Linked DNA regions of Mus musculus: regions 1, 2 and 4 are each linked to region 3. The links are chromatin loops, found by intact Hi-C in ENCODE. Cell type or tissue: heart. All regions are shown on one strand. Each heading gives the region's core, and the rest is flanking DNA. Links, peaks and the distances in the headings are about the cores only. Region 1 has its middle 18 kb from the start of Gm33814. Region 2 overlaps Tlr12 (toll-like receptor 12). Region 3 overlaps Phc2 (polyhomeotic 2). Region 4 overlaps Rnf19b (ring finger protein 19B).

Region 1 (8,321 bases), core at 1,249-6,248, 150 kb before region 3:
ATCTAAGGTTCTGAATTGGGCAACTCCAAAATCTTTATCATCTGCTAAAGGTTGGGCCTCATGAAAGGGCCAGTTCGGTTGATCCAAAACTGCAGGATCTCCGTGACACAGGGCAACAACAGGATGACCAGGAGGACTCCCGGTGAGGATCCCATATTGATGGTGTCACCGGAGCCAGAGATCTCAAACCAGACCAATGACTCACCACAGTGGACATTTGCAAGAGAAGATGTGTGGACAGAGGGATGTACTGTGGGACACACTGTGACACACTACAGCGTCCACAATGAGATGATCGCTATACTTTGTTTATGTTTATGTCTCTTTCTTTTAGGGGAGAAGGTTACAAGTTTCGCAGGCAGATATGAGGGGACCGGGAGATGAGAGGGACTAGGTTGCAAGATATGAAATTAACAAAGAATCGATAAAAAGATTTTTTTAAGGTCGCTAGCCTTACAAAGGGAAGAATTCTCTTCCTGCCAGGATGAAATCACAGGAAGTAGATTTATGTCTCCACCTGGAACAACTAAGCCGGAATAAAATACGTAGATGATGAATCCCGGACACTCGGGAGCAAAGGGCAGTGAGACACGCCAGATGAGAGCCACCCCGTGCACCTGCTGAAGACCTAGAGCAAGACTCCAGCCAGATGACAGCCCACGCTGGGCCTTGGATGCCTTCCTGAGATGAGGAGACAGAGCTGGGGCTCCAAGGAGGCTGGGGAAGCAGTCGGTAGGACCGAGAAACACAGAGAGCAGGCTCTGTAGTACTGACTACTGAGGTCACCCACCGAGGAGAGTGCCCGCCGTGCCTACCAGCCAGAGCAGAAAGTCTCAGAATTCTTGGGCCTCAGCAACAGGGAAATTACCTTGTGTTTAAATGCTGATCCTGGCAAACATGATAAGAGCAAGTCAGAAAGAACCAAATTATTCCTAAATCACTCAACCAGGTTTAGAATAAAGCCAACGTTTATAGCATAAAAAAAAAATCCAGTACCCAAGAAGGCAAATGAAATTGACAACACCTAGCATCATATAAAAATCACTAGATAATAAAAAGGAGGAAAATTCTAGTTATCTTCATATTTTACTTATTTAATTATTTTTGTCTCTGTGTCTATGGTGCTGGGGAACGGCACCCTAGTGCTTTGTACATGAGAATACTTCCCTACAGGAAATGTTAAAGGAAGTTGTTCAAACAGGAGAATATGGGATGCTAGATCCACATAAAGAAATAATAAGCCAACGGAAGTAATAACTGTGTGGGCAAAATAGAACGGCTCCAGTTACTTAAATCACTTTAAAATACAATGAACTATTCAAAGTTGCATAATAATGCTTGATGACTGCAGTGTTCTAAGTCGAGAAAAGATATGTGTCAGCAGCTCAGAAGCCATTGGGGCACAGTGGGGCACAGGGGGGCACACTGTCATGCACTTTTACACTCTTTAAATTTATTTTTAGCTCTCTCTTTCTTTCTGTCTCTGTCTCTCTCTGTGTCTCTCATTGCGCGCGCGCGCGCACACACGTGTGTGTGTGTGTGTGTGTGTGTGTGTGTGTGTGTGTATACTGTCCATAGAGGCCATTAGAGGGCATCAGATCATCAGAGCCCTTGAAACTGGAGTTACAATTATGAGCCACCATGTAGGTGCTGAGAATTGAACCTGGGTCCTCTGGAAGAGCAGCCACCCCCTAGTTCTTACACTCCTGATAAGCGGTATGATATCGCTGTGGTGCTAATGTATATAGTGTATACATAAAGCAACTCCTAGAATCACACTGACCTAACTAGGAAGCCAACACATAACATCTAATATAATTATAGAAAGCCCAGAGAAGTCAGAAAAAGAGAAAGGGGAACAGAGGACAAGAGGAGGGACCAGAGAGAAGGCTGGCTGGCTAAGAGAGATTGCTGTGGAATCGTGAGAACTGGAGTTGGAAGTCTGACGTCTACATAGCAAGCCAGACATCCTGCACAGGCCTGTGACCCAGGGAGACGGAGACGGAGACAGAAAGGTCACTGGGTCCTCTGGGCTTCCAGCCTAGCCAGGAACGTGCAAGCCTCAGGTTCAGGGAGAGAGCCCGACTCAGGGATGGAGAGAGACTGAAGAGAACAGTTAGTGCTCTCTTCTGGCCTTGTGAGTGTGCACAGGCACATTCAGACCTGCATATAAATATGTGCACACACTTAGACACACACACATACAAATAAATAGATCTTTATAAAAATAACAGGTAGAAACAAAATAGTAAAATTATATTAAATGCAAAAGGCCTAAAGACTTCAATCTAAAAGCAGAGACATTCAGATTGAATAATTTTTTAAAAAGAGGGACTGACTTTTGAAAATTTTTAAGATTTAAAAAGTATATGCTATTTAAAAGAAACTCAGTTTTAGTATTAAGAAACATAAATTAAATGTGAAATGATGAAAAAATATAACAGGAGCTAGGTAGATTACATCTCCTTCATATTGTGATCCCCAGCACCTTAGACTGTGATTTTTTTTTGATTTTGAGAGAGTGTCTCTGTGTGTAGCCAAGGTTGAATTCATGATCCTCCTGTCTCAGCCTGCCAAGTGCTGGGATTGGATGTATGCACCGTCACAACGGGTTTACAGCTTTATGTCGAGTGGCTTCTACTTTCTTGTGTAAGATTCTCAACACTGCCACAATGAACATCTTTAAATGTCTTTCCTCTTTCATTAAAAAACCTTTTAAAATATTTTTATTTAGTGTGTGTGTGTGTGTGTGTGTGTGTATGAAGCAAGCACAAATGCGGACGTCAAAAGACTGCTTGCTGGAGTCATTTCTCTCCTTTAACTACATGGGCCTTGAGAATCAAACTCAGGTCATCAGATTCCATGGCTCCTTTACCTGTGGGGACATTCTGCTGTCCCTCCATTGGCATTTTAAAATTTCATTGAGAATTTCATAATATGCATACAATGTATTTGGTTCATATCAACCCCCGCCACTCCAACTCCTCCCATACCCTCCTTGTGTCAGTTCTCCTTCCCAACTCCATGTCCCCTTTCCATGGTCCACTGAGTCTTTTGGCATTTTTTGGGAAATATTTCTATTTTAATTACCCATGTATGCATGTCTGTGTGTGGGTATGTGCATGTGAGTGCAGTGCCAGCAGAGGCCAGCAGAGGGCGCTGGATCCCCTGAAGCTGGCGTTATTCACAATTGGGAGCAACCTCAAGAAGATGCTGGGAATCAAACTCAGGGTCTCTGCAAGAGAATTAGTGTTCCCAACTGCTGTGCTATCTCTCCAGCCCTAGTCAATCCACCATTTACTTACTTACTCGTTTATTGTTATATGTGTGCATGATGTGTGGAGATGTATGCCAGAGATTGTCCTGCCTCTGCCTCTCAAGTGCTGAGTTGGACTCAGACCTGAACACACACACACACACACACACACACACACACACAGAGTGGGGAGGGGGAGAGACAGAGACAGAGAGAGAAAACGAGAGCGGGGGTGGGTGGGGGTGGGTGAGGGACTGGAAGAATGTAAGCATGAGCCAATGAACTATGTCTATTACCTGCTTTCATTTTTCTTTTGGATTTATCTGTGTAGTCCTGGCTGGCCTGGAATTCACAGACATTCTCCTGCCTCTGCCCCTCAAGTGCTGGGATTAAAAGCATGTGCAGAGATGTTCCATCCTACTGCTTTTTAAGAGCTCTTTGTTTATTAAGGATTTAACTTTAGAGTATCAGGTATCTTAGGGTCCCTTGAGGCAAACCATATGTCTGGAAGTCAGATTCCCAAGAGACTGAAGCAACTCTGTCTCTGGCCAGTGGAGGGCAGCAGTGGGCAAGATTCACTTTCAGATCAGAGGGACCTGCATCTGTGTGTGTGTGTGTGTGTGTGTGTGTGTGTGTGTGTGTGTGTGTGTGTGTGTGTGTGTGTATGAGAGAGAGAGAGAGGGGGGGGGGAGGGAGAGGGAGAGGGAGAGGGAGAGGGAGAGGGAGAGGGAGAGGGAGAGGGAGAGGGAGAGGGAGAGGGAGAGGGAGAGGGAGAGGGAGAGGGAGAGGGAGAGGGAGAGGGAGAGGGAGAGGGAGAGGGAGAGGGAGAGGGAGAGAGAGAGAGAGAGAGAGAGAGCTGGAGCCTAGACGCATCAGCTTCTGCTGTGGAGGTGAGGCAGTGCTCCTTCCCAGCCTGACTAGATTTGAGGCTTCTGTGTCTAAACAGACTCCCTGTGGGCTAAACAGTTAAACAGTGCAGGTTAGTAGGCCTGTGAGGACCCACACTATGGGAGAGGCTTGGGAGCGAGGGACCATCGGGATCTAATGGTCAGATTCTGACGGGCTGCCGGATGTTCTACCTGGGGGCCCAGTGGACAGCAGTTTTGCCAAAAAAAGATGGAAGTCTGAAAGCACCAGGCTCAGTTTGAAACTCTAGGGGTGTCCAGTCCCTCGCAGCCTCATCTCTAGGTCCACAGACCCTAAGGCCACTCCTGCCCTGGAACAAGAGTTATCTAAGACTAATTCAGAGCAAGGGGAGGGGTCGTCTCCTTCCTTTGTCTTCCCTGCTGTTCCCCCAACACTGCTACACTCCAGGTCTGATAGAGGGATGGGGAGCCATTTTCTAGCTAGGGTAACCCTGCCTCTCCCTCAGGCTAGGAGTAAGGCAGGCCCAAGGGGGCCCTCACTTGGCTCATGAAGGGAACACAGAGGAATGGCAACTGTGCTCAAGGGACATTGAGACACTTGCCTCAGAGTTACTAGACTCACCAGTGTGGCAGCAGAGAAGGGCTGGCTGGAATGATATGTGGGCCTTGTGGGGGCAGGGGCCAGCAGCTGAGAAGTAACTCATTCCTCAGGGCTCCCCACAGAGTAGGGGAGGGAGGGTGTGGCTGCAGCTCCCTCCCCTCCATCCCAGGCCTGAACGGATCTAGACTCCTGTTCTCTTGCTTATATTGATAATGACAGCAACTACTGCTGTTTACAGACAGCTGCTATGCTGTTCGCCTCCTACTTAGCTCTTCCAGAACATTCTTTCATCAAATCCCACTTAGGTGATTGATAGGTCTACCATCTCTCCTAGGTGACTGCCAGGTGAGGTGACAGAAATGTGCAGGTTTCTGCTGCTTGCTCCAGGTCACAGTAATAAGTCAAAGTCCTCTACTCACTCCAGAAGGCAAGACCTGTCCTCTGGGACCCCCATAACACTGGTTGTTCTGTACCCAATATCGGGCATCTTGGTGTGCATGAAGGTGCCACTGATTGGAAGAGGTCTAGGAAGGTGAGAGAAGAGGCCTTGGGAGTCTGGCTATCTGGACCACCATCGACACTCATAAAAAACCATTGCAAGGGGCTGGAGAGATGGCTCAGCGGGTTAAGAGCACTAACTCCCAGAGGACCTGAGTTCAATTCCCAGCAACCACATGGTGGCTCACAACCATCAGTAATGGGATCTGATGCCCTCTTCTGGTGTGTCTGAAGACAGCTACAGTGAACTCATATACATAAAATAAATAAATCTTTAAAAAAATATTAAAAAAAAAACATTGCAAGCTTCCTTCAGAGACCCGGGATACCTGGTATCCATGAGCCACAATAAAGATGAAGAATGTCTGAGGGTTTGGGGTGCCTTTGTTCACCCCTCAAGCCATGGTCTTCCCAAGGCTGCACATACCTGCAAGTTTTTTTAACTTATGGACTTCATGATATCTTAGTTATGGTTTCTATTGCTGTGATAAACACCATGACCAAAAGCAATTTGGGGAGAAAAGTGTTTAGTTCCGTTTATAGCTTGTAATCCATTATCCAGGAAAGCAGGGGCAGGAATTCAAGGCAGGAACCGAAACAGAAGAGTGGCACTTAGTGGCTTGCTCCAGGTAGCTTGCTTAGTCTGCTTTCTTTTACACCCCAGAACTGTCTATCCAGAGATGGCACCTGCCACAGTGAGCTTGGCCTTCTCACACTGATCAGCGATCAGGAAAAACTCCCACAGACTTGCCTACAGACCCGTAGGTGTGTTCTGAATGAAGACTCCTTCCCAGAAGACCTCAGCTTATGTCAACATGACATAAAAAGAAGCCAGCACACACAGGGCGGGGAAGAATGAAGCCGATGGGTGCGTGGTGGGGATTGAGGAGGGGAGCCCCACAAAATAGCTGGGGCAGGGTCAGCACAAGATGGGCAGAGGCCCTCTGGGGGTTCTTTAAGCCTATGAGGAAAGAGTGGCATGTATGTACATGGAGTGGGATCGGTTGCCAGCAGCTGGCCTGTAGGGTGGAGGGGAAGGTTGAGTGCCTCACCCCTATCTAGCTCCAGAAGGTAGTGGGCAGAGGGTGTGGCTTTCAGAATCTTATCAATTCTAAAGGAATGTGTGGGGCTACAGCAAACCCCAGCTACAGGCAGAGGAGTGGGGTACGAGCTGAGACCTGTCCTGACTACGGGTGGGGAGCCTGGAAGGGCCCTCATCAGGCAGGCTTGGGCCAAGGCCAGCTTTGAGGTGGAATTGGCAGAGAGCCTTAGGCATTCCTGCCCTTTGCATGAGCTGGCCTTTCCTCCCTGCTGCCAGGGTCCACCCCGGCTTCCTCCTCCTTGTTGGCTCTTGCAGATCAACTCATTGGGTTGGTTCTGACTCTGTCATGTCTCCCTTTATCAAAACACAGCATCAGGGTATTTATTGGTTGAAGTGATGTGTGTGTGTGTGTGTGTGTGTGTGTGTGTGTGTGTGTGTGCTTGCATGTTTTAGACAGGGTTGCATATTCAGACCTGTTTGTCCTGGAACTCACTCTGTAGACCAGACTAGCCTTGAACCGCCTTGACCCTGCCTCCCTCCTGAGTACTGTGGTAAAGGCATGTGTCGCCATGCCTGGCCTAAGATCATTTTTAATTGTCGAAATCCACCCAGTGTATATATTTAACCCCTGGTTCACAGTGAGGCTCAGAGAGGATAAAGAACACACCTACATCAGGTGTCTGGCAAACCTCAGAGTCCCAGATCAGATCTACAAACTCACCATCCAGCTCCAAGGCTGACCCACGTTCCGCTTCTCCACACTGGGGCTTCAGTGAGACTGATGTCTGAAGCTTATGGTGTGTCCAGTCTGTTCCTGGAGCCATAAGTTAATATCTCACGGTCTCAGCTTATCTTGCCCTTGGTTGGGGTACGAGTTACCTTTCTTGCCCCTGTAACAAAATGCCCGACAAAGCAACACAAGAAAGGGGGAGTTACTCTGGCTCGAGGTTTGAGGGTTCAGCTCATCATGGCTAGGAAAATCAAGCAGCAGATTTATGAGGTAGGTGGTGTGGTGGTTTGCATAGGTAGGGCCCCCATAGACTCCTGTGTTTGAGTGCTTGGCACGTAGGGAGTGGCGCTATTAGGACGTGTGGCCTTGTTGGAGGAAGTGTGTCAGTGTGGGAGATGGGCTTTGAGGTCTCAAGCTACACCCAGTGTGGCTCACAGTCTCCTTCTGCTGCCTGTGGATCAAGATGTAGAACTCTCAGCTCCTCCTCCAGCACCATGTCTGCCTGCCTGCTGCCATGCTTCCTGCCCTGATGATGATGGACTGAACCTCTGAAACTGTAAGCCAGTCTCAATGGAATGCTTTTCTTTATAAGAGCTGCCATGGTCATGGTGTCTCTTCACAGCAATAAAACTCAAACTAAGACAGATAGTCACACTGTGTGCACAGTAAGGGAGAGTGGTGGTGCACACCTTTGATCCTCACTCAGGAGGCAGAGGCAGATCTCTGAGTTCAAGGCCAGCCAGGTCTATAGGGAGAAACTCTGCCTCAAAAAACCATGATGGTGATGATGGTGATGGTGGTGGTGGTGATGATGATGATAATAACAACAACAGTAAGTTGCCTTGGTAACTGTGTTTGATTACAGCAATAGGAAAATCACTAATATCCTTGGTGACAAGAGCCCCGAGTCTATGTGTCTACCACAGTTACAGCCCCTGCTTCAACTTACTCACGAGCTTCTGATTCTCAACAGTGTCAGCCAATAAGCTCTCATTTTTGCTTAGGTCATTTTGGTTAGGTGCTTTTGGTTGCTACTTGCAACCAAAGGACACAGAATTAATGCCACCTGTGTAACAGGTAAATGGCTTCTCCATTGAATTCTTGGCTTCTATTCCTTGAACCTATGCCTTTCCCATGCCCCATCTTGGCAGTGGCTCTACCATCACTCAATCGATTAAGCACTTCTTCTTCCTTTTTTTTTTTTCTTTTTTCAAGACAGGGTTTCTCTGTGTAGCCCTGGCTGTCCTGGAACTCACTTTGTAGACCAGGCTGGCCTCAAACTCAGAAATCCACCTGCCTCTGCCTCCTGAGTGCTGGGATTAAAGGCG
Region 2 (8,321 bases), core at 1,619-6,618, 99 kb after region 3:
GCATACCTTGAGCCTGAAGCTTCCCGCTCTCCCTGCTCCGGCAGTATTGTTCCTGCCCATGTATCTGACCAGCTTAGAGCTTCATATAGCCTCAGGCACGACGGAGCACTGGACGCTGTCCCCAGCGATCTTTCCTTCCTTGGAGACCTTGACTATAAGCGGCGGGGGACTGAAGCTGAAGCTGGGGTCCCAGAATGCTTCTGGGGTCTTCCCTGCTCTCCAGAAGCTCTCCCTGCTTAAGAACAGCTTGGATGCCTTCTGCTCCCAGGGTACCTCCAACCTTTTCCTCTGGCAGCTCCCCAAACTTCAGTCCTTGAGGGTATGGGGTGCTGGAAACAGCTCCAGACCCTGCCTTATCACTGGGCTGCCCAGCCTACGGGAGCTGAAGCTGGCGTCGCTTCAGTCCATAACCCAGCCCCGTTCGGTGCAGCTGGAGGAGCTGGTGGGTGACCTTCCACAGCTCCAGGCCTTAGTGCTATCCAGCACAGGCCTCAAGTCACTGTCGGCTGCTGCTTTCCAGCGCCTGCACAGTCTCCAGGTCTTAGTGCTAGAATACGAGAAGGACTTGATGCTGCAGGACAGTCTGAGGGAGTACAGCCCTCAGATGCCCCACTATATATACATTCTGGAGTCAAACCTGGCCTGCCACTGTGCCAATGCGTGGATGGAGCCATGGGTTAAGCGGTCCACTAAAACGTACATATACATAAGAGACAATCGCTTATGTCCAGGACAAGACAGGCTCTCTGCTAGGGGTTCCCTTCCCTCCTTTCTCTGGGACCACTGCCCCCAGACGTTGGAGCTGAAACTCTTTTTGGCTAGTTCTGCCTTGGTGTTCATGCTAATTGCCTTGCCTCTCCTCCAAGAAGCCAGGAACTCTTGGATCCCCTACCTGCAGGCCTTGTTCAGGGTTTGGCTCCAGGGTCTGAGGGGTAAGGGAGACAAGGGGAAGAGGTTCCTTTTTGATGTATTCGTGTCCCACTGCAGGCAAGACCAGGGCTGGGTGATAGAGGAACTTCTGCCTGCTCTGGAGGGCTTCCTTCCAGCTGGCCTGGGCCTGCGCCTCTGTCTCCCCGAGCGTGACTTTGAGCCTGGTAAGGATGTAGTTGATAATGTGGTAGATAGCATGTTGAGCAGCCGTACCACACTCTGCGTGTTGAGTGGGCAGGCCCTGTGTAACCCCCGATGCCGCCTGGAGCTCCGCTTGGCCACCTCTCTCCTCCTGGCTGCCCCGTCCCCTCCAGTGTTGCTGCTAGTCTTCTTGGAACCCATTTCTCGGCACCAGCTTCCGGGTTACCACAGACTGGCTCGGCTGCTTCGAAGAGGAGACTACTGTCTGTGGCCCGAGGAAGAGGAGAGAAAGAGTGGGTTCTGGACTTGGCTGAGGAGCAGGCTAGGGTAGCCATAGCCAGCACTGGTGTGGGGTGGTGCATGTGAATTTTGGGGTGGGGTTGGGGGAAGGGAAGCAAGCCTGCCTGTCAAGGAGTTGGTGTGTTTGTAGGTGCAGGGTCGGGGACAGTGGGTCTAAGAGGCTGAAGTCAGCCTTTTGCAGCGCAGGAATCCACGTGCTGTGAACACAGGTTTTGGGGGGCCTGGAGGTTGAATGAGGAAAACTGAGAGATGGAAGGTGTCCGCGGGGTATGTGACATTCCCAAGATCTTCAAATCCTCAGTAAACTTGCTAAATTCATGAAATGCGTGGCATGGTTGAACTTTTTATTTAGTAGAAATGCAAGGGGCAGAAAGCAAAGCGGGAAATGAAGGTGGAAATTCATGGGCACGCTAGGAAGGAGGGAAGGCTTTCCTAAGCTACAGAACTTGGGGCCAGGTCAAGTTCAGCCTGACCTTCGTGCGCCAGTGGGTCTTTTTGCATCAAGTGCCATAGAGGCTGTTTAGTTTCACTTCTGTGCATGTGATAAAACACCCAGGCCAAATCAACTTAAAGGAAGAAAGGGTTTTTATTTGTTTGTTTGTGGTCCCCTCCTCAACAATTTCAGGTTGCACTCTGTCGAAGTGGGACGTCAAGGCAGAAATTCAAGGCAGGCTTGCTTGTTATTTCACACAGCATTATCGTCCAACCAAGGAGCTCACTTCACAGGCAAGAAGTACAGCAAGAACCATGGAGGTGCCACTTGCGAGCCGGCTTATGCTCAGCCTGCTTTCTTATCGGGTTCAAGGCCACTGCCTAGGATTGGTGTGGCTAACACTGGATGTGTTTCTCCAAATGACAATCAAGACAAGTCCTCCCACAGACATACCCCCAGGCCAATCTGTTCTAGGCAATTTCTCAGTTGCGATTTTCCTCTCAGGTGACTTTAGGCTATGACAGAGTTGACAGCTGAGGTCCAAACAACTGGGAGGCAGACAGATCATTTCTCCTTCCGGGAACACATGAAGCTGTGTTCTCATGTAGTGCATCCTCCTGAGCCTCAGAGAAACACCGTCACCCTGGATGCTCCAGCTGTATGGCACCAGCCACGTGTGGCTCCCAGAGCACCTCGCTCTCGAGAACCCTCGCCCCCGGGCCTTTGCACATTCTGCTTCCTTACGAACAACACCTTTCCCTGAGCACCTGCACAACAGCCTGTAAGGTTAAGCTCAGCCATCAGTCGCTTTCTCCAGAGGTCTGTGCTGAGCTCCCAGCCTGGGACAGCATTTTGGAAGAAAGTACTATATTAAGATTTTTCTCTTTTTCTCCTCCTCTCACCCCGAACCCCAGCCTAGCCTAGCTTTGGATCTCTCTAAGTAACCGAGGATGGCTCCGAACTCCCAATCTTCTTGCCTCCGAATTTCCAGTGCCAGGATTATGGGTGTGTGGATTATCTGGCCCAGCTTTATTTTTCTTTTTCTCTTCAAAATCGTACCTATCTCTGAAGCTAGATTGCCTACTTTTTAAACTATGTGGCTTTCGTATGTTAGTTTGTACCTCAGTTTCCTGCTCTGTAAAATGGAATAGCACCACCCCCCACCCCCAGTATTTTGTGAGACTTAAATGGGTTAATGTGATTGAAAGAATAAGAAAACCACCCAGTTTATCACACATGTGTTCAATAGGAGTTTATTATTACGGGACTGAATTCATAATCTATATTCGATGATAATAATCCATACTGTTCTTGACAAGGACCTGAGTTTGCACTAGCAACTCACTTTGGGGCAGGTGCTCATTACCACCTCTAACTCCAGCTCCAGGGAACCTGACGTCCTCTTCTGGTCTCAGAGTATACTGGCACTCATGTGAACATGCCAGACTTAACACATGCACGTAATTAAAAAAATAAGAATCCTAAAAAAATTAAAACGATGTTTTATATTACTACATTTGTATCATTTATAAGCAAATACTCATATGTTGGAAACATGTGCCCTGGAAGTGTGTTTTACGGCTAGGAGTACTTGATCCTGTGAGTTTGGAGACTGGGTCCTGAAGCAAAGACGAAGACTGATGTCTTTATCCTCAGAGCCTAGTCCTGTCAGCGGAAAAGATTCACATTGGCAAATGCAGCATGCCGCCAAAACAGGCAGAACCCGAGGTTTATTCTGGCTGGGATTTGGTCTCTTAGGGATTATTTTATTTTATTTTTTTAAATTTCCACTTCTAAAAGGCTAGGTTTTAATTAGACAAAGGCAAAGAGACATCTTACAATCCCAGGCTGGATTTAGGGTGAGGTGCGCCCTCTTGTGACCTAATAGCATATTTCTCTTTCTGCGCACTAGCTCCGTTTGTTTCAGCTCCTTAGGATAGAATGGCTGATGTGGAGGTCTCACAGGTCCCTGCAAAAGTGTCTTTCCACTTTCAGACGCAAACACTCTATCCAACACACTCAGCCCACTCAGCCCTCCTTACGGTGTCAATGTTTACCCAAGTCCTTAGCTTCTTCTTCATGAAATGTCAGGCAGCAAGCAATGTAACTTCTGGGGTTTTAGGATTTCAAATTCCAGCCTTGGTACTTACTGTGCATATGATTTTGAGCAGGCTAATTTATTTATATCTCTAAGCTTCCATCCTTTTCATAAAATGGGGTAACAGTACCAACCTCACAGAGCTTCGGGAACAATTGAACAAGGTGTACTAATGTAACCTGTTAATACCAGCACACTACATACGCTAAGTAAATCACTGATATATTAAGCAATGAATCAGAAGCCGGGTGGCAGTGGTGCAGAGGCAGAGGCAGAGGCAGGTGGATCTCTTGAGTTTGAGGATAGCCTGGTCTACAGAATGAGTTCGAGGACAGCCAGGATTACACAGAGAAACCCTATCTCAAAAAACAAAATAAAACAAAACAAAACAAGTCAGAATATAATTTCTTTTCTTTCTTTTTTTCTTTTTAGTTTTTTTTTTTTTTTTTTTGAGACAGGGTTTTATGTGTAGCCCTGGCTGTCCTGAAACTCACTCTGTAGACCAGGCTGGCCTTGAACTCAGAAATCCGCCTGCCTCTGCCTCCCAAGTGCTGGGATTAAAGGCATGCGCCATCACTGCCCGGCTAGAATATAATTTCTAGCTAAGGAATTTGAAGTGAGTTACTAAAACTAAGATGTAGAATTCCCCCAAATGCAATACTAGCTGACGTAGTGAGCCCTTTCCCAATGCTAGCTACTGTCAAATTTGCTCAAGTTTCATGGGTCTCAATAGAAATAATAGCCAGTAGTCGTTCAACCTTATGAACGCCAGGAGGGAGACAAGCTCTTCACAAACTTTGCATATTTTTTTCCCAACAACACTCAAAGGAAGATTTCAGTATTATTACACCCATTCTCCAGACGAGGAAACTGAAGCCTTAGCAGTTTAGGGGAGTATCTTAGTTTGGGATTTCCATTGCTATAAAGAGACACCATACACCAAGGCAACTTTTATAAAGGACAACCTTTAATTGGGGCTGGCTTACAGGTTCAGAGGTTCAGTCCATTATCATCATGTCTGGAAGCATGGCAGCATCCAGGCAGGCATGGCGCTGGAGGAGCTGAGAATTCTTTTTTTTTTAAAAGATTTATTTTATTAATATATGTAAGTACACTGTAGCTGTCTTCAGACACTCCAGGAGAGGGCGTCAGATCTTGTTGTGGATGGTTGTGAGCCACCATGTGGTTGCTGGGATTTGAACTCTGGACCTTTGGAGGAGCAGTCAGGTGCTCTTACCCACTGAGCCATCTCACCAGCCCGGAGCTGAGAATTCTACACCTTGTTCTGAAGGCAAACAGAAGACTCTTTCCAGGCAGCTAGGAAGAGCGTCTTAAAGCCCACCCCCACAGTGACACACTTCCTCCAACAAGGCCACACCTCCTCATAGTGCCACTCCCTGGGCCAAGGATATTCAAGTCACCACAGGGAGGTAGCACAATTGATAAGGTACCTGCCACATGTTCAATAAGGGTCTCAGTTCAGGTCCTCAGCATTCATATAAAAGCCAGGAGTGTCAGTGCCATAGGTAACGCCTGTACTGGCAAGTGGGATGGGGAGGCAGAGACAGGCAGATTCCCAGAGCTCATGGGTTAGCTAACCTAGCTGGATCCTTCAGTTCAGTAAGAGACCCTCACTCTAGTAATCAGGGTGGAGAATGCTCCAAAAAGGGCATTCATTTTGACCTCAGGCCTCCACAGGCACATGCACCTGCATGCACAGTGCATCTATCCACACAAACATGTTTACAAAAGAGGCGTTTGGAGTTTGCTGGAGGCTTTGCAGCTAGGGAGTATCAAGGCATAGATCCCACATTGAAAGCAAGTGGCTGGACTCCATGTTTTACCTACATATTATCTTTAATCTCCCAGGAACCTACCCTGAGATGGAGGTTTTGTTCTGTCACCTAAATTTTACAGCTGAAAAAAAAAAAAGACAATCGTGATGGAGTTGTTTGTTTGTTCAAGGACATACAGATGGGATGTATGAATTGGGGTTTGAATCTATGGCTGACTGACTACAAGACCCACATTTCCAGCTTCCTATTAGATGGCTCATACCTCAAGAGTATTTACAGTGTTTATCATAGGGTTTCTATTGCTATGACAAAACGCAGTGACCAAAGCAACTTGGGGAAGAAAGGGTTTATTCGGCTTACACTTCCACGTTGTAATCTGTCACTGGAGGGAGCCAGGATAGGAACTCCCACAAAGCAGGAACCTGGAGGCAGGAGCTGATGCAGGGGCCATGGAGGAAACGCTGCTTACTGGCTTGCTCAGTCTGCTTTCTTACAGAACCCTAGACCACCGGCCCAGGGGTAGCCCCACCCACAATTGCCTGAGCCCTCCACTATCAATCATTACGAGAAAGTCCCGCAAGTTCTCCCATAGTCCCTCTTATGAAGGCATCTTCTTCACGGAATCTCTCTTTTCTCTGATGACTCAAGCTCGTGTCAAGTTCGCATGAAACTAGCCAGGACCGTGGAACAAAGCAACTAAGTATTACACTAAGATTATTCAGCTACAGGGATTAACGTGTTTCTGACACCCAGGGATTCAAACTCCGTAAGACTAATTTACATAAAAATGGCTAGTATCTGCTATCTATAGTTGGATCCTGGATCCGAATTAACAGTTCTAGGTTTATTGCCTCACTGATGCCTCACATAAACCTGTCACATGAATGCTATTATTCTTACTTCACAAGTGAAGAGGTGAGATATAGAACTCTGCCAAACCACTCAACTAAGTTGTGAATTTGTGAATTTGAAATTGTAGTTACAACAGACAAACTCTCTCTTGCCCAATAGATGGTCACTGTATTCACCCTCTTTCCTTTTTTTATTATTTTTCCCTACTCTCTCCAGCTCAACCCAGGGGGCCCCACGCTTCTTCAGTAGACCCCGACCCCACGCCCTTCTAATCTAGACTCCACCCAGTAGGCGGCACCGTCACCGCAGAACCAATGGAAGAGAATAGTATCGAGCTACACCCCCCCAGGCATTGGCCCTGCAAGATTTGTTCCGGTACCAGAGCGCCTGAGAAGATGAGGCACTCATTGGCTGACGTCATCTGAGAGGCGGCCGATAGAGGAGTGGCCACCGGTGCTCGCGCGTTGCCTTTTGGGAGTTGTGGTCTCAGAGATCGGGTTCCAGGGCTGGCGGCGCTGGGACTATGCGTCCCAGCATCCCCTGCAAGAGCCCGGGAGCACTTCCGGCCTGTTGAGAAGTGGGTGTCTCTGTGGGTGAGTCTGGGTGGCGGATGGGGTGCAGTTGAGAATCAGGCGCTGGGCTGGAGGCTTTGGAGGTGGTGGTACCCGCGGGGGAGGGGAGCTGGGAAGGTGAGAGGGGAAAGCAAGCATCGTGGCGTGTGTGTGTGTGTGTGTGTGTGTGTGTGTGTGTGTGTGTGTGTCGGGGCGGGAGTGCGGGCGGGCAGAGGCTGCAGCGTGTGGAGATGGGCAGGGTCACCGAGGGGTCGGGATGAAGAGTGAGTTGGAGAGGCGGGCAGTGAGACGGGTCTTACCGAGGTCTGTGGGTAAGGTGGTAGAGATGCGTTTTGGCTGTGAGGGGAAGTTACCTTAGGGTCTAGAAAAGCACAATCAAGGGAAGAGAGAACTCAAGGGCCCTGGCAAAGAAGTGAAGAGGCCCTGAGCGGAAAGTCTGACCTTAAAATAGTGCTTCATTCTCGACACCTGCGTTCATGTCATCTGTGACGGGACTGGCTATTGTGTTCAATCCCAAACCTGTACTTCTTTCCTCATAACTGATAGAAGTGAAAGGCATCTTTATCTACTGACCCGCCCACCCTCGACTGACCCGCCCACCCCTGCTGACCCGCCCACTGACCTACTTGTTTTACCAGCTGATTCCACCTGCGCCTGCATTCTTCTTCATCCACGCCGTTTGCTGTACACTGTTCGAGGCTTGCCATTTCTTTAGTATCTCTTAAAATGACCTCTGTCTTCCGGGAGCCTCTGCAGAAGTGTCCACATTTTCATTTCTCCAACTCGGAGAAACATTGCAGCTAGTGTGATCTGTTGAAACCCTCAACTGTATACCTTCCGTTTGTTCTCCAGCTTGGAATCCATCCCTGGCATGCAACACGTGTTGAATGGAATCTGATCTAGTAGATTCTTCATAATGCTCTTTGCAGCCCACTTTTCCCATACTGCACGCTCCGGGGCTGCCAAGGTGTTTCCCATTCTCCAGGTGGGCCATTTTGCTTCTCTACTATTTCATAGCCTGCCTCTCTGCTGTAACCTCCCTCCCCCATTCTCTCTGCGTTGTACTCAAGAACCAAATCAACAGTTCCTTAAGCAAATTGCCACCTCCAACTTCCCAGCTCCCAAATCACACTTTCTTTATGACATTGGATTAATATAATTATCTGTGACTTTTAAATTTATTAATTATCATTATTATT
Region 3 (5,000 bases), core at 1-5,000:
ATGTTTGTCTTACTGGTCTTTGGCTTCTATGATTTCCATTTTTGATGTTTGTTTTTGTTTGCTTGTTTGTGTTTTTAAGAGGGAGAGAGAAGGTGGGTGGTTGGTGATGGGGAGAACCTGGTAGGAATGGAGGGGGGGGGGAGGTCAATATACTGTATGATTTTTTTCAGTAAAAAAATTAAATGTTATTGAATTAGAGGAGGAGGAGGAAGAAGAAGAGGAGGAGGAGGAGGAAGAAGAGGAGGAGGAGGAGGAGGAGAAGAGGAGGAGGAGGAAGAGGAGGAGGAGGAGGAAGAAAGAGGAGGAGCCTTGTTGCTCTAGCTCCAGGCTAATGTTCTAATCACATGTGCCCCTCCCCCCCCCCCCCCTAAGTCTGGCTGTCCAGCCTCAGTTTCTTTTTCCACCAAAGAACACAGCTGGAGCAGTCTCTGGAAATAGCAATGCCAGGCAGGGGGACAACTGGGAACCTTAGGCCTCTGCAGGGGGAGCCCTTCTCAGCTCAGGTAGGACCTATGCAAGTCAGTTAACCTGTCCTTTGTCCTGGGTGACTTCTGAAGTCTCCGAACGGTGAAGAAATGACTCGTATTCATGCGCTTGGCCTGTGCTTCCTTCAGTCTGCCTAGGGTGCCTACCCCTACTTGTGTGCCGGGCTACTGCTGCTCATTCTTCAAGATTCGGGTGCCAGCTGGCTGTGTTGGCATATACCTGTACCCCAGTATTCATGAGGCTGAGACAGGAAGATGGGGAGTTCCAGGCTGGCCTGGGCTACATAAAAAAACTCAGGTGCATCCTCTGAGAGACAGCACCCCAGAGTCAGCTGCCTGGTACTGAGTTGACTATCTGTGCCTGCCACACCTACAATGGATTAAAAGCCTGAATGGATTTGCTTTTAACTGTATATTCTCTTAGGTAAGAAAGCATAAGTTGACTTTTTTTTTTTAACCTTTTTTGGTGACAGTGGGCATCAAAGCCAGGGCTTCACATATTCTAGGTAAGTATTGTTGTATCACCAAGTTACACCCCAGCCTGATCACCTTGGTTTTAATGTAGTCATAGATTCTCAAGAAAACTTCAGAGACCGTGTGGCGTCTACTGGATTCTCAGTGGCGTGCGTGGGTGAGGATGAGGGTTGGTGGCTGGCCACAGGGACTGTTTTTAATCTAAGCAATATGGTCCCTGCTATATTTACTTCTGTTGTTGAATTGCTCACACTTTTTCCTTCGACTAGAAAGTTTGTTTCCAGGCTTCCAGAGCTCTTGGCAGATTTTCTCATTCACAGCCAGTGCTGGGAGGTTCAGTGGGCAGGGCCGGGGGCTAGTCAGAGGCCACTGATTCACCCCCATTTGCAGAATGAATGGGCCCAGCAAACAATCAGCTTTTTTTTTTTTTTCCAATCTTCTAAATTTACTCTCAAGTGTGGAGATCCCAGGCTCCTGTCCACGAGGTTAGGGGGTCCTTCCACTCTCCTGCGGGGCTCGGAGCTTGGACACAGAACAGGCCACAGTGTCACCCTCCTTTACCTCCCCAGCCTCTGGGAACTCAGAGGAGTCAGAAAGCTTGCCCATATAAGTTAGCCAAGGCCTCCTGAAGGATTAGAGTCAGCTTCCTGCCTCTCCTCTGCCTGTGGCTCTCCCAAGCTCTGGCTGGCCACATCCCTTTCACTAACTTTGGGGATCCCAAAATAGTCCATCTACCAGTCCCCACCCATTCAGGGCTAAGGCTGTGACCGGTTCCCGGAGCCGGGGCTGTGTCGGTGCAAAGGCTTAACCCTAGGGATGTGGTTTCTAAAGTCAGACTAAGCATGAACCGGAGCCTGGGGCTGGCAAACACCCCAGGACTGGGAGGGGACAGGGAGTCTGGTGTCCTAACGCACATATGGGAAGGAACGTTTGGAAGCTTTGGAGGGCTCTCTTGATCCATAACCCAGACTTCATCGTGCTGGGACCTTACCTGGTGCAATGAGCGGGTGAGTAGCCACAGCAGGAACTGCCCGGCCAGGCCCTGGCCGGCCCTCCATGTTGCAGTTACCATCTCCTGCCTTGAGTGTCTCTGGCGCATTGTCAGTCCCACTAGGCTTGGCACCCGCAGGGGAACCCTGAGCCATGGTCCTGCCCTGTGGTGGGGCAGGCAGAGGCTGGCTACTGCTGGGTGTGGGTTTCAGGGCCAAGCTGGGCAGGACAGGCTGGGTGGGGGGAGGGCCCGAGGCTGCTGCTGCTGGTGTCTGCTGGGTGCGAAGCGTCAGGTTCTGTACCTGAAAAAGAGGGGCCCCGTGAGAGTCCAGAGAATGCAGGCCGGGGCAACAGCAACACACACCTGAGAGGGAGTTAGGGCAGATCCAGGACTACAGACATGAAAATGGTTTCTAGACGGAGCGAGTGAGAGAAAGAGAGATAGAGAAGAGACACCAGAAAGAGAGACGCACGGGGTGGGTAGTTAGGGGCTGAAAGAGAAGCCCGGAGTGGGTGGAGTTTGTAAAGAACACAGGAAGTATGGTTAGTGATCAGAACTGAATTCTGGGGCTGCCCGGCTGGGGCAGACAGGGGCAGGGAAGCCAGCGCCTTTCGTTCCCCACCCCTGACACTATCGGGATTCGTTGCATCCTACTGCGGCAAAGCACGGTATGGAAAAAAACAGAACAAGACTGACAGGCAAAGCAGAGGCTCAGCTTGTCCTCACAGTCAGGTTAACGCCAGGTCGTTTCCAAGACAGCCGCATGCTTACTCAGCCTGGTCCCTGCTGCCCTCTGCTGGACAATGGGGGGCAGTGCCGGACTCATAACCTAGCTTCTCCATCCTCGAGCTTGGGTCCCCCTTCTGGAGATGGCGTAGGAAGACAGACTGAGTAAGAGGTCCGTTCTCAGGTTCCCACAGACGTCTCACACAGAATAGCTCCTCTGTGCTGTAGCAGAAGGCCGGAGGCCAGCACCCATACCGTTCCTTCTCTCCGTATGCCCCTGCCTCTGATCCCCTCCCCTCAGTGCTGGCTCACGGTGCTCTCTGCTGCCTACCTATATTCAGAGGAGCCAAGAGGTGCTGAGGCCAGCTGGATGGTAACGAGCGAGTCCATTTTCTTATTGCTTCATAGACGAGTCCTACCACTGCCAGCACCCCTGCCCCTCTATGAGCTGCCCACCCCCCTGCCCACCCACGAGCCCGGGGTCCTCACCTGGGCAGGGGTAGGGGGCCGAGCAGGGGAACCAGTGCAGAGCTCAGGCTGAACAGTAGCGACGGTGGCCGTGGGCGTGAAGATGAGCTGAGGGGACAAAGGAACAGAGGGCCTAGGCTCCTAGCTACCTGCACCAAGTTACCTAGCTGGGTCTGGAATCACAGGGAACGAGGCACCTTTTACCTGCCCAGTGTAGGCTGAGCCACAGGGGAGAGCAGTTTAGCCAGGGGATGGCTAAGCAAGCGGGACCCTTGTTCTGAGGGACTCTGTTGCCTCAGAATCTGGCACTGTCTCCTCAGTCCTGTGAGGAGGAACCTTGGGCAGCTGTCATAGGCTGATCTTCCAGGTCTAAGATAGCTCTGTTCCCCAGGGCTAGATCGGAATAAGATTATCTTTCAAAAAGGATTAAATCGGTTTGCACAGTGGTCACTTTCTAGTCAAGCTCTGATTCAGCGGGGGTGGGGAGGGGAGTCTGGAAGCAGCAACAGCAGAGGAAGGAGATGGCCTGGAGCTACGGTGACTGCGTCTCATCTGGAGGGGTGCAGGTAAAGAGGCAGCACTGGCTGGCACCTTGACCTCTGTGTGGCTCTGTCTCTGCATGCATGTGGATAAGCTGGTGTCGGGGCAGGGGGCCTCCTTCATCTCAGTGCTGGGGCCTCCTGGATCACTCCCTCTGTGTACATTCTGCTCTCAGAGGGCAGCAGATGGGCATCAGGACCCCAGTGGGGACATAGAGTAAAGTGGAGTGTGGCTGCCAGTTGGCTGGGGACATGGAAGTCCAGTCATATGCTGTCTGAGGCATTGCCTGGGAAGGGGAAGAGTACCCGCAGCGACAAGCTCGGAGTCAGGAAGAAAAACTAGGGAACAAGATCAGAGCAGCCCCCGGTGTGATGCTCTGGCCTTAACAGCAAGGCAGGGAGGGACTACGCTGTCTTCAGGATGGTGTCATCATGGGTAAAAGAGAAAACCAGCTTCTCTTCAGCCTGGGCGGCACGGGCGGCACGGGCGGGGACTTGTCGGTTGGAGCCCACCACGGTTACGTGGTTGCTTCCTAGTCTGCTGTTCCCAGACCTAAGGACCCCTTAGGGGCAGACAGTGCCAGGTCAGGTATGTTCTACATGAAATAGAACGGGGCAAGCTGAGAGGACTGTCCTGGGAGCCAGCTCGTCTCTGTGGAGCAGCTAGAATCTGTCTGCTCACCTGTGAGTTCTAGGCACCACCTGGGCATGCATCCTGCCCCGTCTCCCTAACTTAGTTCTGAGATGGGCAGGGAAGGGAGGCACTGTAGGGTGACTTTCCCTGGCTCCATCTTGGACCTGACCCTCCCTGATCCCTACGGCTGCCCACTCAGCCCTCAGGCTTCTTCCACCCCCTTCTTCCTGCTCCTGGTTCCTTGCGATCTCTGCTCCTTTCTCTAATCTCCTATCTTTCCTGATTGTGTCCCTGAAGTCCAGGAACACACCCAGGACGCACATACTCACCATCTGCGCCCTGAGGTACATCTGTGCTTGGCTGGCAGTCAGGGCAGGGGAGGACGTGTTGCCCAAGAGCACGGCCTGCTGGGCAAGGCCCGAGGCTGCGGCTGAATTGACACTCTGTGCCCGGTTGATAAGCTGGGCTGCTGCCGGGGAGGCTGCCAGATTGAGCTGATGAGAGAGATGTGCACATCAGAAAACAGGAGGCTGGGCTAGCAGTGTCCCAGGAGGCCAGGCAAGCAGTCCCCTGTATTTTGCCTCCCTCTCTCCTGTTCTATGGCCTACGTGGCGGCCTTTAGGACCATCTCATGCACTTGGCTCTGGGTGGTTCCTCTAACTTTGCCCCAGAGCTGGCTTGGA
Region 4 (8,321 bases), core at 2,053-7,052, 370 kb before region 3:
AGATATTTACATTATTACATAACAGTAGAAAAATTAGTTATGAAGTAGCAATGAAAATATTTATGATTGGGGGGTCACCACAACGACATGAAGAACTGTATTAAAGGGTCACAGCACCAGGAAGGGTGAGAACCACTGGTCTAGCAGACATGACATCCTGGATTCAATCACTAGCAGGGCATAAACCATGGTGATGGTCACACATCTGGAATCCCAGCACTGAGGCAGGAGCATTGGTTCAAATTCACCTTCAGGTACATAGGGAGATTGAAGCCAGTGGTGGTCACATGAGGACCTGTCCCTTCCCAAACGCTTTTGGCTTATGATTTTCTGGGGAAAAGCAAGTCTAGACTTTTCTTTGGTGTTTTAACCATAATAGCTTTCACTCTGAGCCAGTGGGAAGATTCTAGTCTACAGGAACTGGGAGAGGAAGGACCACAGACTAGCAATGTGAGCTAGACCCGGGCCCCAGTTCCCTTTCTTAACTGACCCCTTGACAAAGTGCCAAAGCCATGTGGCTTTATCACAGGAGTTGGTTGCTTTGGGTCTGGGCGCCGTCAGCCTTAGATCTGTACTTTAAGCTTCTGTGGCTAGAAAGGGAGAATCCGATCCTTGCTTTTAGCAACCCGGGGTCTTGCAGTCTTTGGCTTCTCCTGGTTCCGTCATTTCCATCTCTCTTCGATGTCTACTCTGTGCACATATCTGCTCCCCATTTGTGTGTGTGTGTGTGTGTGTGTGTGTGTGTGTGTGTGTGTGTGTGTGTGTGAGAGAGAGAGAGAGAGAGAGAGAGAGAGAGAGAGATCTGGGAATCAAGCCCACCAGGCCTCATACATTCTGTGAGCCACATCTCCAGCCCCCAATCCTTTTTTTTTTTTCTTTTTTTAAGACATCAGACCTCATCCGTACTGGGTTAGGAGGAGGCTATCCTGCTTCAGGTTGACATCTTAACTATATTTGGGAGAACACTGCTTCCAAATACAGCCACATTTTGAGGTAGTGGGGATTAGGAGACAGTTCAATTCATGATAGGCCTAGAACCTCTCTTCTAATGAGTGGACCGCAGATTCCTTTTAAATTGATGTAGTTGTGCCAGCTTGAGGCCGATTTCCAAGCAATCCCTAAAGACCTAGCATTTCTACCGCCCTAAACACAGGAGCAGGGAACACCGGGGCTTAAGATCTTTGTAGGAAATTGGATCTCTAACGTGGTTCTGATGGTGTTCCCGTGCTTTTTCATCCAAGACCCAGCACCCCACAGCTCTCTGTTTTGGTGGCTCCAGACAGGCTTCTAATTGCTAGATCTTGGGGGACAGACAGACAGACAGACAGACACACACACAAACTACAATTTTCAGCGTTTTTTTGCCTGGAGAATAACCCCTGGCCCTGTCACTTCAGGATTGCATCATGCCTACCAAATGTCAAGGATTTTGACTTAGTGGTTACATTCCTTAAAGTCTTTAGGTCCAGCCTTGGGAGGTAGATCGGTTGGCAAGTGTTACTTTCCTGAGAACCTGAGTTTGTCCACCAAATAAAACCCAGTAGGTGTCCCCTTTCCTTCTGACCTTCCCAATGCCATGGTGAAAGGACTGATGACTGGAAAAATCTGGACAACAGAAATGCAAGCTAAGGGGTCGGGATGGATGGCTTGCTTGGTAGGGCACTAGCCTGGCATGACGGAGACCTGGGTTCCATGCCCAGCGCGGCAGAATCCAAGCTGGGTAGCACACACTGTAACCTCAGCAGCACACGGAGGATCATGGCTTTCAGGGCTGGGTTGAGGATCATGGCTCAACCCAGTCCCTCCTCCTCTACATTCTTTCTTTTGTCTTCTCACCTGCTAAAAATCTTTTTGCTTGCTAAAATAAACTTTGTTTTTAAAATAAGTTTGAGGTCATCTTTGGCTACATAGTGAGTTTGAGGTGAGCCTGGTCTATATAACCTGTCTCAAAAACAAAACAAAACAAAGTCACACACATAGTCTATAATCTACATTTCTATCTTTGTGCTTTTGATTCTTCCAACTAGACTAAGGAATTTTAGGCATATCAATTTCTTTGAGTATAGGCCACCTTAAAGACTAAGTTTTATCCAACCACTCAGCTGAGAACCATTCTTAGCTGCCAAAGTCAGGAACCAGACTTGACTCCAGAGTGTCTTTGTCCATACGGACCAACTCAACCAACAAGAATAGAATTTTCATTCTCTCTTCTTGGTGAGACAGCTCTAGAGTCAAATCCACACATTGCCAGGTTTCTGTGGAGAACTGCTGAGTGTCTCAGCCCTGCTCAGTCTGATGGCTGCACCTTCTTCCAGAGGCAGAGACCCTGACTCCAGCTCTGATGAGGTTAACGAGAGGGTGTGGCCGGGGAACAGGGATGGGCATTCTCTTCCGAGGTGGCGACCCCCAGGTTCTCCACAGGAGGGAATTAGGAGTGCTCCTTCTATGCTGGGAGGAGCTTTGTAGGGAGAGACAGTGGGGTTGATGGATTTACCCAGAGCAGAGGGAGTATTCCCACCTCTCATTTCAGGGTCCTATTGCTTCAACAAAGCAATGCCCTACCACACAGGAAACCCGGCCTGGCCCTATTTTACTTCAAATATGTCAGGCTTGTGGCTACAAGGGAAGATGTTTAGGGATCTATGGGATGTGTCTGGAACCCTTCATTTTTCTCTCTGTCATCCAACCCTGTTCCCTATGTGCTGGCCTTTCCCTGCAGATGCTCGGTCTTTCTTCTAAAAGACTGCATGTCGGGTGACTGGAGTTTACCATATCCCAAAGCTATGACATCCTCATTTCCTTCAAACCCAACTTAGTCAAGACTGAGCTAAGGTTTGTACTGTTACTGTTTCTGAAACAACAACAACAGAAGTTACAGAGGGGGGAAAAAAACCCAAACAAACCCCAAACATTAACAATTTTAAGTAGAAAGGGTTCAATGCAGACAAAGGAAGTGTTCACAAAGAGTTGGAAAGCCCTGAGGGGCTGGAGACTGTGTTTCTAGGTCCCCACAGTTATCCCCACATGCATGGGAACGGCTACATCACCATAGAGATGAGGAGCCACCTAGCTCTAAGAACATGCACCAAGCTGCTGCCTCCGGCTGGAGATGCCCTTGCATACCCCAAAAGCTACTGCTGACCCTGGACCGCTGAGGAGCAATCTGAGGTGTGGCGATTTTGCAGGAGCGTCAGCCAAAGAAGCTAAAGAAAGTCTCCCCGTTGGTCCCTTCTGTCTACACTGCATTCATGCATCTCACTGGCAAGACGAGTTACACACAGAGCCTTGGCTTCAAGGAAGACACGATGCTCGAAGCTTGATGGCCTCTGCAGTATAAGACGGTGTGTTAGGGACACGTTACTCATCCACCAAGCCCAAAGCCTCTTGTCATGTCAAGGGACCAGATGTGCCCTGTGGAAGCTGGCTGCACACACCCACTACACTGGCCCGAGTGCTACTCCTCCTGACCTCTCCTCCCAAGCTGTTCTGAGGCATTGCACAACCTTGCCTTTTAAGCAGCTCTGCTCCCTGACTCGACCCACAGCGTGCCCATCACAGACACGATAGTGTGCTGTATCTTCAGACATGGTTTCTCTGCTCCCTTCTTAGTTTGGGCTTGGGGCTATCTGTCTAAGGCTTGGTCCCTAGCTGGGTTGGTGGTGTTGGAAGGTGGTCAAAACTAAGAAAGAAGGCCCCGCTGGAGGAAATTAGGCCATGAGATACACACCCTTGAGTGGGATATTGTGAGCACATCCCTCTGGGGTTCCCGGCTGCCATGAGCTGAGAAGAGCTTCTCCCACCAGGTAATCCCACTCCACCCCCACCATGATGCTCTGTCTCACTGCAGCCCCAATGGCAATGGAGCCACAGGACCATGGCCCCTTCCTCTTTCCCAGGTGAAATCTCAGGTATTTTGTCACAGTGCTGGAAAGCAAAAACACTGCCACTCAGAAACAGCCCCGTCTGTCACTCGCTCCCAAGAACATACCTCTCCTCATGTAGGTAGCATCCATCTCGTCTCCTCTCACTGGAATGTAAGCCCCATGGAGACAGAAACCGTGTGCTCTCCCTATTGTTACCTTCCATACCTACAGTGTCCTGGGCCTCTCAGTGAAAGGATGCGAATGAGGTAGAGCATTACCCATTTCTTCCTCCAGATGGCACCAACGAGCCTTCTCAGCTGGTTTCACACTAGGGAACGTCAAATAAGCCTGAGACTGAATTCCAGTATCAAGACACCCAGTGTTCTTGACTTTGCTCCTTATTAGAAACATGGCCTTTACCAAAGCATTTTCAGTATAGCATCTTAACCCGTGGCCCCAGAATCAGACTAAGAGGAAACAGACATGGGGGAGTGAGTAGTCCGCCCAGTTCTATAGCATTACCTCATACATTTACCAGATAAAGACTACAGGTTTGGCTGGGTGTGGTGGTGCATGCCTTTAATCCCAGCACTCAGGAGGCAGAGGCAGGTGGATTTCTGAGTTCAAGGCCAGCCTGGTCTACAGAGTGAGTTCCAGGACAGCACAAATCAACAACAACAACAACAAAGACTACAGGTTTGACTCTAGACCACGCATTTTGACGTACTGCCTTTGACTTTATCCAAGTTAAGTGCTTTTTTGATGAGGCTTTAGAAGAATTGCAAATCTCGAGTGGGTTGTTTGCATTTCAGGGGTCTCCAAACTGTCTGCCTTTTCTCCCCAACAGGTTCCTTTAGTCGCACCGGGACATCTCTAGGACACTTTCTTACTGAGACGCCAAGTCCATTAACAGCATTTCCTGTTCCAATATGCAAGGAAATGCAAGGTGGCCTGTGGAGCCTGAGAAGTAAGATCTTCCACAGTGGCTGCTGTCTGGACGCCCCATCCTTTACTGCATAAGGCAGCAGGTAAACCTGTGAATACAAACAGAAAGGCAGCTGGTCCTCAGACAAAGATGCATTCGGCTCTTCCCCTGGGCCCAGTGCTAAGGCGATCGATCAACAAGCTGCCTGATTCTGGTTTAAGGATTGGGCAAAATGGGGGCATAGGAAAGTAACTGACAGTCAGATCTGGAATTCTGACATTGAATCTCTTGCTCTGCAGTTCTTTGTATGAGCTTTCATTCCTAAAGACATTATTTATTATCATTACTATTATTACTTTATGGTACCAGGGACTGAACCCAGGGCCTTGTCCACGTTAGCCAAGCATGCCTCTGCTGAACCACCCCCCGCTCCCCCCAGCCCAAGGACCTTATTCTTGACAGTGCCCAGATTTCTGGTACTAACAGCTCACTCCTGCTAACCGTGTAAGCTCAAGGGAGACTTGGGCGGCACGCCTGCCCGCTGCTTTCCCTGGAGGCCGCATTTCTCAGCCTCTCTCTAACTAGGCTGGCAGGGAGCGTGTACCTGAGAGCACAGCCAACATCTATGCTAGCTATTGCCTGGGATCTTGCAGAAACAGCTCTTGCTCCCATAGGCTTGGCTCCTAGGCTGGGATGCGGCTCAGGGGTAGAGCAGCTACACAGTATGCACAGGGATCTGGGTTTCAGCCCCAGTTGCTTCCTAACTGTAACCCTGCGGGGTCACCAAGCCCTCTCCACAGACTCTGCCCCTAAACACTGACTATAGAGTGTGGTGAGTATGAATCTGGCTCTGACAGGAAAACTGCAGAACTGCCTCTCGAGGGCAAAAAAGGTGCAACTCGGTCTCCTCGCTATTGCAGACTCAGCCTGACTCCAGTCTACAGCAAGCCTGCCTTGGCTTCCTGTATGGGAGGAGAAGCTGCTCTACAAGCGACTCCACTGCAGTTGGAGGGAGTAAAACCCTTCTTCCCTGGGGTTAGAAAACCGCAGGCCTCTCACAGACAGATAGACTACTCTTCCAATAAACACTTGGCTCTGCAGGACTACCCAAGCCAAGGACAGTGACATGAGGTCAGTTATGACAGAATTCTTTATTAAAATGTGTCATCAATAATGTTAGCATACATACAATATACACACATACATATGTACATTCTTTGACACACCTCACAGATTGCCAACATCAGTTTAGCCAATAAATTAAAACTAAAAATGAGAGGATAGGGGGAGGGATACTAGAGGCAAATTTCATTTTTTATCTGGTAAGAAATTGTAAATTTCTCAGAACTTCCCTGGGGGAACCCTGACCAGAGAATCTTTGAAACAAAATACATAAATCCCCACCCTCCCCCGAAAAAGATTCCAAAAGATGCAGTTACAACAAGTGTGCTTCTCAGAACAGGGGCCTTCATTCCACTTCATACTCTTCTGACTTCAAGACAGTCTGGCCCTCAGCTGGAGCAGCGAGGTTCTTGTGGGCACTTGGGCTCGGTGCACCGTGGACTTGGGGGGTGGAGGGGCAGGCTGCAGCATGGGAGCGGGGCGAGCCACACTCATCTGAGGTGATGTCTGGCACGTCATCTGACTGCGTGTCAGAGCTCTCCAGGTCACTGCGGATGCTCTCAGGCTGGGCCAGGCTGATGTCCCAAGCCTTGCTGGCCAGGCAGTCTTTCTGTTCACAGCTTTGGTGTTTGTAAGGGGGATCGTCTTCACTGCCACCGCTGCCACCACCAGCACCATTACCCTCTTCTTCCTTCTCTGCCACCTGAGCATGGACATGGAGCGAGTCCTCTGTGCTGCTGCCACTCACCAACTGATAGTGACTTGGTTTGGCTTCAATGTCCACTTGGATTTCCATATTGTTGCACTCTCTGTGGGAACAAAATTCACTGTGCTGAGAGTCACGCATAGGTTATGTTATATTATACCTGCTCCTAAAATAGTTTCTGGGTTTTGGCTTAAGTAGTTAGAAGAGGTGGGTCCACGTAGACCAGAGCTCACTTCTCACTTTCCCTTTACACACACACACACACACACACACACACACACACACACACACACACACACACGCTTGCTCTCCTTAAAACATCTAAAAAGAGCTTCCAGAGGGACTGGAGAGATGGCTGAGCAGTTAAGAGCACTGGCTGCTCTTTCAGAGGTCTTGAGTTCAATTTCCAGCAACCACATGGTGGCTCACAACCATCTGTAATGGTATCTGATGCCCTCTTCTGGCATGTAGGTATACATATATGCATACTCATTTACAACAATCTAACACACAAATAAATAGCTTCCAGAATTCAACTAAGTACCTCATCCTACCTTACTTTTAATAGAAATGTAAGAGCAAGCTGGCAGCTTGTTACGACTGCATCACAGTCAGAAGCCATTCATTCCTCCTGCAGTGGAACGGAGAGGAGATCTAGACCCAGGCCCTAGCTAACATCAGTCTAGCTCTTTAAACTCCATTTGAATAATTCCACTGTTGCAACAGCTAGACAAAAGAAGGAAAAGGTGGGAAAGAGATGGTGAGGGAAGAAAGGAGGGAGGGAGGAAAGTCAAAGGCTAACAAGATTTAAGAGATGAACACTCCAGCACAATGGATTCAGAAGCACGCCACATCTCCACTAGATGGCACCCAGGGCCCTGAGATGAGGAAGGGAGCGCTGAGGACCTATTACCCAATGAATACAGCTGTCCCGGGCTCTGCCTGCTCATACCTGTCCTGTGGGTTGTAGGAACTGATTATGGAACCGGCCATAGCACGAGTGCTTGCGCTGTCGCTAATTGCACCAAGACTGGCTGTGTCTTTGGGGAAAATTTCCTTTTGGACATCAGCTTGAACTTCTAACCTGTGTAAAGAGGGGATGTGCAAGTTAACAGGAGAAGCAGGGTTCTGACGGTTTGTTTCCTGGAACACACCTCTTCCATTATTCTCTTGAGAACTGTGATAATCTGTTGGATCACCTCCAACTGCCAAACAGTTCAAATACATGCCAGCATAGTTCCTCTCTTACATATCAAGTGAAACTGCCCCCTCCTTTCTGTCCCTTTAACATAAGTCCTTGACTAAAAAAATCAACACCGGGCTTGTGTCCAGCAGCCCCTAAATTCAAGTCAAGCAACTTTCCAGAGCAGTGTCAACGCAGGCCAAGACCCAACCATCCTAAAATCTCTTAACTCTTGGCCCCCTTCCTGCCTACAGACATCTGTGGCCTTCCCGACCTGCTAGCGGCTTGGGTTCCTTTTCTTACCCCAATTCCAGCATCACAACCCCTGAGTTTTCATTCTGTACCTCCATGGCTTTGTGGATGCTATGCCCTGTCTCAAAAGTTTCTCTTTCTCTGCCTGAACAACTTATGCCAGGTCTTTAACAACAAAGGACTACCATTTCCTCTTACTCTCTCTCTTCCAGCACCCGGCAGGCACCTCCAGCTGAGTGCCCAACCCTCTTCTGCACCAACTTCCACACC

What was found. Peaks named below come from ENCODE experiments on the same cell type or tissue, not always from the same donor. Only the 100,000 strongest peaks of a DNase experiment are listed, where the experiment ranks them.
Region 1: a loop joins it to region 3, with 6 times the contacts of the local background. A loop is called at or near these places in 30 of 42 quality-filtered maps.
Region 2: a loop joins it to region 3, with 8 times the contacts of the local background. A loop is called at or near these places in 27 of 42 quality-filtered maps.
Region 4: it touches region 3 in a loop (3-fold over the local background); 8 of 42 quality-filtered maps call a loop at or near these places.

Annotation. Positions count from the first base shown.
Region 1 is chr4:128,853,907-128,862,227 of GRCm38, reverse strand. No RefSeq gene overlaps it. Among named protein-coding and RNA genes, the nearest start is that of Gm33814, 18 kb to the left of the region's middle. In heart, for the core only: CTCF peaks have their summits at 3,136 (motif pointing right) and 3,779 (motif pointing right); a DNase peak (open chromatin) is centred at 3,781; H3K27ac peaks cover 926 bases.
Region 2 is chr4:128,608,816-128,617,136 of GRCm38, reverse strand. It overlaps Tlr12 (toll-like receptor 12), which reads left to right. Exons shown (of 1, transcript NM_205823.2): 1 at 1-1,691. The coding sequence ends at 1,402. Zscan20 (zinc finger and SCAN domains 20) reads left to right here and starts at 7,039. Exons shown (of 8, transcript NM_177758.4): 1 at 7,039-7,143. In heart, for the core only: a CTCF peak has its summit at 3,678 (motif pointing left); a DNase peak (open chromatin) is centred at 6,207; H3K4me3 peaks cover 499 bases; H3K27ac peaks cover 658 bases; H3K27me3 peaks cover 887 bases.
Region 3 is chr4:128,709,310-128,714,309 of GRCm38, reverse strand. Phc2 (polyhomeotic 2) reads right to left here. Exons shown (of 15, transcript NM_001195130.1): 5 at 4,647-4,811; 6 at 3,166-3,252; 7 at 1,951-2,251. Among named protein-coding and RNA genes, the nearest start is that of Gm33712, 16 kb to the left of the region's middle. In heart, for the core only: a CTCF peak has its summit at 2,764 (motif pointing left); a DNase peak (open chromatin) is centred at 2,749; H3K4me3 peaks cover 1,348 bases; H3K27ac peaks cover 1,799 bases; H3K27me3 peaks cover 2,058 bases.
Region 4 is chr4:129,082,126-129,090,446 of GRCm38, reverse strand. It overlaps Rnf19b (ring finger protein 19B), which reads right to left. Exons shown (of 9, transcript NM_029219.2): 8 at 7,569-7,700; 9 at 5,921-6,719. The coding sequence ends at 6,257. Among named protein-coding and RNA genes, the nearest start is that of Tmem54, 19 kb to the left of the region's middle. In heart, for the core only: a CTCF peak has its summit at 4,147 (motif pointing right); no DNase peak of the experiment used is centred there; H3K27me3 peaks cover 742 bases.